Linked DNA regions of Mus musculus: region 1 is linked to region 2. A link is a loop called in an ENCODE intact Hi-C map of the cell type or tissue named here. Cell type or tissue: left cerebral cortex. All regions are shown on one strand. Region 1 overlaps LOC105247329 (a long non-coding RNA gene). Region 2 overlaps Itpr2 (inositol 1,4,5-triphosphate receptor 2).

What was found. Hi-C counts contacts between places; a loop is a spot of excess contacts. Peaks named below come from ENCODE experiments on the same cell type or tissue, not always from the same donor. Only the 100,000 strongest peaks of a DNase experiment are listed, where the experiment ranks them.
Region 1: a loop joins it to region 2, with 2.9 times the contacts of the local background. A loop is called at or near these places in 5 of 42 quality-filtered maps.

The regions. Positions count from the first base shown.
Region 1 is chr6:145,369,790-145,374,789 of GRCm38, forward strand. The region is part of intron 3 of LOC105247329 (a long non-coding RNA gene); the gene reads right to left. Among named protein-coding and RNA genes, the nearest start is that of Gm38926, 24 kb to the left of the region's middle. In left cerebral cortex, a CTCF peak has its summit at 2,449 (motif pointing right); a DNase peak (open chromatin) is centred at 4,149.
Region 2 is chr6:146,402,572-146,407,571 of GRCm38, forward strand. It overlaps Itpr2 (inositol 1,4,5-triphosphate receptor 2), which reads right to left. Exons shown (of 57, transcript NM_019923.4): 10 at 3,187-3,231. Among named protein-coding and RNA genes, the nearest start is that of Itpr2, 97 kb to the right of the region's middle. In left cerebral cortex, a CTCF peak has its summit at 3,021 (motif pointing left); DNase peaks (open chromatin) are centred at 913, 2,513 and 2,963; H3K27ac peaks cover 272 bases.

The DNA of each region.
Region 1 (5,000 bases), 1.0 Mb before region 2:
CTGCGTTATTTAAGAGTGGCTCCCCAGAGCATTTCTCAAGAGACAGCAGAGCTGGGTCTTATTAATTACATTGTTTCCTGTGGAAGAGACACACACTTAAAAGTGATAAACATAACGGACAGCAACAGCATAATGAAGTGTATTTTTATGTCAAGTGTGTTCCCTCCTCCAAGCTGTAAAGAGAGCTAGCTGCTCCCTGCAGTGATACTTGGTGGCTGGCATTCAGAATGCTACCTTGGTGGCAGTTTGCACTGAACAGAAGACAGAAGACAGGAAAGTCCACAGCCAAGAAACTTGAAACCTATCTAACTACTGGAGTCAGAAGAAATGTCCCCACTGTGCCCCACACCCCTACCCTGATGTCTTTACACACAGTAAGAGTTAAGAAAAGAAATCCTGTTTAAAAAAATACATATCTTCAGGGGATGTATGGATGTGTGTGCTGTTTTACATGTGATTTTGAGGCAGGGTCTTTTTATGTAGCTCAGGCTATTCTCAAGGTCACTAGTAGCCCAGGCTAGTGCAAACTAGAGTTCTTAGATGAGAGCAATACCCTGTTTAGGATTCTCTGAGGCTGATTGACTTCTGTGATCTTGGACAGGAGAGGTGTAGGTTGGAAGCCTAATTAGTCCAGGCTGTTTTTAGCTCTCATGAGAGCCATTTCTGGATCACCTCTGTGCCAGGCCTAACACACGCCCTGTGACTGACTACTCGGTAAGTAAGCTTTCTGGAATGTACACACAGACCAGCTATGTTCCACCAACCCAAAGGCTAACATGTCACTATGTCACTAGGCAGCATCAAGGCCTGCAGCAGAGATTGCTCCTTTCTTGTAACCAACCTGCCTGCCTGAGCCCTCCATTTGGGCTTTGGGGTCACTGGACCGTTCTGTTTGTTCTTCCCAGCACATGGACTAAATCTCCTCACTGTTTGTCCCTATTGCTCCCTCTGACTGATGTGTTGTAGAGGTTCTACTATGTGGAAGATGGCACAGCCCGGGGTGTTGGGTTTATAAATGCTAAGTGGAGATTTTTCTGGATTCTAGCCAAGGACAAAAGTCAGAAGTGGTCACTTTGTACCTTTTCCCCCTACAACTGTCTGACTCAGTTTTTATCTCCTGCTCTTGTCACGCTTTTGGTCTGTCTGTTCCCTCTCTATCTGAGGTTACACAAAGCACCCAGGAACCACTTTGCAAGAAGGACATGTTCTGGACTGGTGGCTCTGCCTTCCTCTGAACCCTTTACTCTGCCTCAGACCCTTGCTGACTCTGAGCTATCTCACTCCTCTTCTGTGAGCCATCTCATTCTTCTCTGTGTGGAAGCACCAAGATCACCGTTCTACACCCGAGGTCAGCCTAGCTTCTAGAAGTCCCAGACACAGAGCACCCCTAGGTGAGGGCAATAGCTGCAGGGATGGCTGAGAGCTCACATCATGGTGGCAGGGATGGCTGAGAACTCACATCACAGAGGCAGGGACAGCTGAGAGCTTACATCATGGTGGCAGGGATGGCTGAGAGCTCACATCACGGAGGCAGGGATGGCTGAGAGCTCTCTTCTTGATCCATAAGTAGGAGGTAGAGACAGGCACACTGGGAATGGTATGAGTCTTTTGAGACCTCAAAGCCTGCCCCTAAGAGTGATACCCAGTCCTTCAACAATGATGCCATACTTCCTAATCCTTTCAAACAGTTGCACTAATTGGGGACCAAGTAACTATCTGAGTCTATGGGGCCATTCTCATTCAAACCACCACACCTAGCATCCTCTTGGCTCTCAGATTAAACCTCATCATACTGTTATAATTTTAAATTGCATTTTGTGTGTGTGTGTGTGTGTGCGTGTGCGTGTGCTTGGTTAGGGTTAGGGTTAGGGTTAGGGTTAGGGTTAGGGTTAGATGTGCCTAGGCTAGATGTGGAGATTAGAGGATAATTTGTGAGAGTCAGGTCTCTCTCCAGGGAACCCAGTCATCAGGCTTGGAAACAGGCCTTCCTTTATCTGGTGAGTCATCTTCCACTTTGAATATATTAACGCAGACCACATCAGATAGCATATGAAACCTATCATGGTCTCCCTGTTTTGCTATAGCCCATCTACCCGACTTCCCCACAATTTTGTTTGGTTAATGTATTGATTTATTACTATCTTTTGTTTCATGGCTATAAAAGTTCACTTTGGCTCAGAATATACTATCTTTCATTTATTTGGAACTGTACTTTTAGTCACACTAGACTTATAAAGTCTGATGAAGAATTCTAAGATAAAAATGCAATCGTGTAGCTAAGTCATAATGTCAGCATTCTTTTAAAAGAGTTTGAAATGACACATGCGTGTGTGTGTGTGTGAGAGAGAGGGAGAGAGAGAGAGAGAGAGAGAGAGAGAGAGAGAGAGAGAGAGAGAGAGAGAGAGAGAGAGAGAGAGAGAGAGAACTGACTACAGCTACCAGCAGAGGCCAGCAGAGGGTTAGAGGGTTATTCTCTTGGAGCTGGAGTTGATAGCAGCTGTGAGCCCTGTGAATGGGGCATGGCTGCTGGGAACCAAACTCTAGTTCTCCACAGGAGGAGGGCACACTTTTAGTAGGTGTGCCGGCTGCCTTTCCAGTCCCAGCTGTCAACAGCTTACTCTGTTGTTTTTAACCTGAATGATAAAGCTGAGTCCACTTCCTGTCTCTTCTCCTTCTTTCTCTTCTTCCTCTTCCCCAGAGTCAACACTGTATTGAGCTTGTTTATATTTCTTCTAACCCATAGCTTACAAGTCAATAATAAGTAGTTGTATTTTATGTACCTGGAAGTAGCATTATGCGTACCTGCCCTTCACTGCCCTAGCTACTTAACAGTTGCTGTGTGTAAGTCTGGTTCAGTTGCTTCAGTGACAATATTGCCTCCTCGAACATTCTACGCTGTGCTCATATGTTGCCCGTCAGTGGCAAATGAAGCTGCTTTTATTATTTATTTCTCCATATCTATTCAAAATATAATAAGCTAGTACTGGGGCTTAGATCTGGAAGGAGCTAAGTTGACACAACGTTTTGAAATGTCTTCGCATTCCCTACTTTTCTCTTAAATGTTTAACCTTGGCATGATCACATACCAGACACAGGAAGCCTGAGTGCAGACGACCAAGTGAAAGAGAGCATTTCAACATGGCTTCTCTCGGGCTCTCCACTCCTTCCCGCGCCGTTAGGTCAAGAGAAGCATCATCAGGTTCATCACTATTTCCAGGTGCTAGGAAAATTTTAAATGTTGCATTGAAATATGCATTTTTATAATACTTTCTTGGGCCCACATCACAAAATGTCAGCATAATAGAGATGTTTTAACAGCCCAGAAGTAGTGTTTTTCTCGCACACACAAGGCCCTGGGTTCAACCACTAAGAAAATAAAACCAACCAAAAAACAAGCACAGTGCTTGACTCTTTCCGTCCTTTGGATTTTGTTGTTTAACGCTGGTGTCGTTCCACCATTGCTGATTCTCATGGTGGAACAGCCCACTATCAACTCTCCTGTGCTTAAACGAATGTTCTCTACTCTGCAGAAAGCAAGTCTCAGGTGCAGAGAGGCACATCTGTATGTGTACATGTGCATACACACACACACACACACACACACACACACACTCTCTCTCTCTCTCTCTCACATACACACTCGTTCATACAGGCTCACATTCACACATACACACTCACATACACACACACTCATACAGTCACACATGCACACACACAGTCCCATATATACTCATACACACTCATGCACACTCACATAGACACACACCTCACATACACATACACTCACACAGTTATGCAGTCACACACACACTCACATATATACTCATACCACTCATACACACACAGTCACATACACACACTTACACTCACATACACATACACTCACACATATTCTCACACACAAACACACTCACATACTCTCGAGCATTCACACACTACTTGTCTGTATTGCTGCTCCAACAGGGATGGGAATGAGTCACAGTGATTGATTGGTTTATGGTGGTGATGAGTCACTAGGACCAAACATTCTTCAAAGCTCTTGGCTGATGAGAGATGACATTTTGGAAAATGGGAAGAAGACCATGGTGTCTTACTGTCTCCCCATGGAAGGTGTTTACCAGCTGCCTGGAGGGCTATTTTTATCCCTGCACATCCTGCTCATGAGGCTTCACACACCCACTCGCATGCCACCCCCACGACATGCAGATTCCTGTTATTCATCCTTCAAGTCCACACCAGGAAGCTTTTACTCAAGCATGACTGTGCAGGCTGTCACTGAGCACAGCGCTAGCTTCCATCCTCGGCGCTGCGGTCTCACACTTGGTGATTGATGTGTGCTAGGCACCAGGATTAGTGCTTTCATTTCTTGTTTTCTTTAATCCTCTAGACACCACCCAGGGCAGTGAGTGAGCTCACTGTGCGCTTAGACAGACAGAAAAGGACTCACAAGCCTCCTCATCCTCTCTACTCTGAGGTTCAGTGGGTCCAGATGGCCTCCAAGTATGGCCGAGTGGACCATGCAGGTAACCAGGCCCTGCATGATGCACCCACTCTCCTTGGTATGTTTTGTTTTGGGGTGTGTGTGTGTGTGTGTGTGTGTGTGTGTGTGTGTGTTGTTTGTTTGGATGATAGAGTCTCATTCTGTAAGCCATGCTGGCCTTGACTGGAGATCCTCCTGTCTTGGCCTCCCTACTACTGGAGTGACAGGTGTGGGCCACTAAGCCTCGATTGTCATGTTCAAACTCCTCCACTGTCCCCACACTCTCTTGCTTCCTGCCTTGCTGTCATGGTAACAGAGTGGTTACAGGTAAAGTTGACACCAGAGCAAAGACGTGGAGAGACAGACAGGTTCTAGAGATGCAGGTACCTCATGTTATGAGCAGTCCTTTAGTCTGGGAGCAAGAACTTGGTGACCTCTGGGCACTCCTCTGTGGTTTGTCAGAGTTTTAGAGGAACAGGGCAGGGAGAATGCATACACACACTGTGACTGTGTAAACATA
Region 2 (5,000 bases):
CACTGCACAGGGTGGGCTGCACAGGGAGAGCTGCACAGGGAGGCACTGCACAGGGTGGACTGCACAGGGAGGGCTGCACAGGGAGGGCTGCACAGGGAGGGCTGCACAGGAAGGCACTGCACAGGGTGGGCTGCACAGGGTGGGCTGCACAGGGAGGGCTGCATAGGGAGGCACTGCACAGGGTGGGCTGCACAAGAAGGCACTGCACAGGGTGGGCTACACAGGGAGGCACTGCACAGGGAGAGCTGCACAGGGAGGGCTGCACAGGGAGGCACTGCACAGGGAGGGCTGCACAGGGAGGGCTGCACAGGAAGGCACTGCACAGGGTAGGCTGCACAGGGAGAGCTGTACAGGGAGGGCTGCACAGGGAGGCACTGCACAGGGTGGGCTGCACAGGGAGGCACTGCACAGGGTGGGCTGCACAGGGAGGGCTGCAGAGGGAGGCACTGTACAAGGAAGGCTGCACATGGAGGGCTGCACAGGGAGAACTGCACAGAGAGGCACTGAACAGGGAGGCACCGCACAGGGAGGCACTGAACAGGGAAGGCTGCACAGGGAGGCACTGCACAGGGAGAGCTGCACAGGGAGGGCTGCACAGGGAGGCACCACACAGGAAGGGTTGCACGGGAAGGCACTGCACAGGGAGGCACTGCACACTTTGGGCTGCACAGGGAGGCACTGAACAGGGAGAGCTGCACAGGGAGGCACCTGCCCTGATTCAAAGCCACAAGGGAGCTGATGGCTGTGCTCCTGCTCCAGCCCCCTCTCCTGGAAAGGTGTACTTCAGGGCACCCCAGGACACCTTTGTGTTGAGTCATGGTGAGTCACTGACTTTAGATTGAACATCACATTTCTGTGCTGTTGGAGCCTAAGACGTGCTGGGAGAAGCTCTGTCTGAGTTTGGAGCTGACGTACAGGCTGCAGAAGGCTGCCACATTTCTGTCATGGCTCTCCCCTCCCTCCTCAGCCCAACCTCCAACTCTGCTTGGGGAAGCCACACATCCCAGGCTGCTTCCGGAAGCTGCCGGGAGTTTCTCTGTCTCTGTAAGCCTCATCCCCAGAGCTTCCTGAGGGATCCTTTCTGCTTTCTAAGTCTGCCCATCTTACTGCCAGTGAGCCTGGAGTGAAACCCATGGCAATGTGAAGATCTGACAGAACCTAAACCCCCATCTCCAAATTCTACAGATCAGAATTTGAAAGTGCTTCTTCAACAGTCTCCTTTTTCTAGAACATTTCCATGTGTATAAACACACGCAGGTCTGTTCCTGGCCACATAGGAGGATTTTGATGCTTAGAGGACATCTGAAAATTTCTGGACACATTTTTGGTTGTCACAGCTGAGAGCTGGGGTGGGGTGAAGCTTCTAACACCCAGTAAGATGAGATCAGCATGCTGCCATCAGCCTGCCTTCCAGGGGGTGCCCCTCTACCATTGAGGGAACACCCGCTACGACTTAGGCAGAGGACACCCCACTACTCATACAGAGCTCATCTTGCCACCACCACAAAGAATTATTTGGTCCACTGTGCCAATAATGCAGAGGCTGTGAGACCCCAACAGAACTGCCTTCAAAATAATCAGATCCCTTGCCACATAAATATGTTTGGTAATACGAATGGCATTGCAGAGAATTTTTTTTAAAAAAATCCCCTCTGCAGAGCCATCTGAAAAAATGTGGACCTTCGAGAAGAAATAATGACCATCAGGTTCCCAGCTGGGCTTGACACGGTGCCAATGTCTACCGGGTGCACAGGGAAGCTGCATTTGTAAGATTGGAAATAATGGGCCCCTTTGTAAAGTGAACACAGCAATTCGGCCTTAATGGGAGCCCCGACACACACAGCCTCATTTCTGCAACACCCTGCATTAACCTCTGAGACTTCCAAAATGGAAGGTGACGTTTTGATAAAGGTTTCTGAATTACAGGAAAAAATATTAGCAGGTCATTAAGTCGCCAACGCGGGGAAAATTAAGGGGAAAATCAGCATCATCGCCATCACTGTTACTGGAACTCTGCGTGAGAGGCCGGCGCTCTGTTTTGGGAAATTGATCTTCTCTGTCACAGGCTGCAGATCGACTCTAACAACCCTTCTCCTTTCCTCTTCAGACAGAAGTGTAATTACTGCAATGTGACAAACAGATTATGGAACAAGAAGCCACACTGTGCGCACTACACCTTCACGGGCTCAGTTTTCTTTACAGTCAAACTTGAGGCTCTGGAGACAGGCTCATTAAACCAAACCTCTGCTGCTGGCGGTCTCTCACAGGAGACTGGCACAGTCCAGAATGCAGACCACCTGCCCTGTGTGTGATTGCAGTGAATCTGGGGACAAGCTCTCAAACACAGGCATGTTCTTCTCAGCTTTAGTGGAGTTGAGGAATTAGGAGGAGAGCAGCGCAGCCAAACAAGGCTTGATTAGTGAGAAGGGATGTCACCCTGAGTCTACTGCTTAGCACAGAATCCTGCTTCCTAACCGCTCCGTGAAGCTGCATTTTCTGTGTCCACCCACTCTGCTCAACCCACACAGCCAGCTGCATGGCCACCGTCCATGCAGGAAGCAGAGCAGAGCTGTAATTAAGCCACACAGTGGGAAGGTTTGATGGGTGCCTTCCTAGAAGCAACTTGTCCCCCAGTACTGAGGACTGAACCTACAGCCTCACATGTAAACCCTGTATCATGAGCTACCCCTCCAGCCCTCTTTATAACTTCCTATTACATTTAGTTTTCATGTATGTATGTGCATGGATGTGCATGGATGTGGGGGACAGATGCCACAACAGACATGTAAAGTCCAACTCTTGTGAGTTGGTTTTCTCCTTCTACCATATGGGTTTGGGGAACAGAGTTCAGACCCTCCGGAAACACCCAAGAACCATTTCACTGCCCGCCCCCCTTTTAGATAGTACTTCCATGTACTTCTGGAAACTGAACATAGACCTACCATAGCCTATTTCCCAGAAGCCTCGGCGTCTTGCAATAACCAGCCTTCAAGAGGCAGGAATTCCCTTAGCGCCCCCTGCTGGCAGGGATGGGGATAGCATCTGAGCCCACATGCTTCTCTGACCATTCCTTCAATTAAGAATGGGGTCCTAGTCTTCAAGCTTGTTAGTAAAATGTCTTTTGATTTATTCGTATAAAATAAGATGTGGAACATTTGGGACAAACTGACAGGAAAGTCTACTCACCACATTTTTTCCTTCATTTTGAGCATCTCGATAGTCAGGATTAAGCTGAAAAACAAAGCAAAATTTGTTTTAAATTAAAAGTGCCAGTAAGAATGTGCTGAACCTGGGCCCATAAGATGTCCCAATGGATAAAGCATCACTGAAAGCTGGATGATCTGAGATCAATCCCAGCATGCACCTTGTCTCTCCCTCTTCCCCCCCCCCCATACACACACACACACACACACACATACACTGTGAACATGCTTAAATACCACACACACAAAGAAGATTCCTCCAGTGATCCCACTACTGACCTGGAACCCAGACCCAAAGAATTTACCAAAGTGTGGTTGGCCAAGCAGGTTTGATAGACCAATAGATTCATGATCAGAGATGATGCAACGCTCAGAATGTAACAGGGCACAAGGCAGAGGGGCAGATGGAGGCAGGGGGTTTTCTAGGAACCACTACGAGACATGGGGAGAGGAGAAGAAGCCACAGGTGGCATGCCCACTGGAACCACACTTCATGAGAACATAGGGACAGCACTCTGCTATGAAGAAGAGTCAACAGAGCTTCATGACAAACAGCCAGCTGCCCTGCCACTGAGGACTTAGAACGACAACTGAAGTATTGTACTAGAGAAATAAAAATACAAAACAAAACCATAATCCACCCACCATGTGGCTTCACTCAGAGCTCATTTATCTGAAAATGGTGGAAGAGAGCTGGGCTGAGGGAGAGAGGAGCTGTCGTCTGTGGTGTCATCTGCGCTGTGACACATGGTCACGTGGGCTTTGGCTTTGTACTCTTGTTTGTTTCTTATATTCCTTATATTATAATTATGTATAGCCATTATGTACTATACATAAATCCCATCACAGATATATATTTTTATTTTACATTTATTTATCTATTAACATATATTATATAAATATATTACATTTATATTATATATATATATATATATATGTATATAATCTGTGGGTCAGTAGTGATCCACAACTTGGCAGAATCCGGACTCGCAAGCCTTTGGGCACACCTGTGAGGGATTACCCAGGTTAGTTTAGCCTCTGACCTCGCCAGTGTGGCGGAGAAGAGTCCACTAAAGTAAGAGACAACATTGCTGGGTCTTGATCCTGGACCACCTAAAACTAAGAAGCAAGCTGTTTTGAACTGTGGATGTGGCCAGCCATAGTGAGCTCCTGCCACTGTGACATCCTTGCCATGATGGAATGTAGCCAGAAACAGGTAAACCAGAATAAACCTTCTTTCCTTAAGCTGCCTGTGTTGGAGTATCTTATCTAGTAACAGAAATGTAACCAATGCAAAGTTAGCCAGACTGTATCTAAAGCTGTATCAAAGGGTTACATTTGATGAATTAGAATACTTAGTTCCAGGTAATAGTAAATCCAAGCTCAGAGCCATGGCTCACACATAAGCAGGATGTAAACAGAAACGAGAATCCACCCAACCAAGCCCAACACAAAACAGCTTCTGCCCTTGGCGGTGCTGCCCATGTTCTACCACAGACCATGCCACACTCTAAACCCTATCAAGAGCACCCAGGCCTTTTATTTTAAAGCTTCGGGCCTTGGGAAAAGTCATCCAGTCCCAGAGAACTGGGAGTCCTTGTCTACAAAATGAGGGGGAAACTCTATGATGGAGCCCCCAGTCTGTGAAGCCTATGGCTGAGCCCAAAACTATGGAAATGCATAACTGAGTCCCAAGTCTTTGAAGTCTGACTGAGCCCCAGATCTGTGGACATGTGAGACTGAGCCACAAGCCTATGGAGACCCATGATGTCCACAGGTCTGTGTGGGTAAAAGTCA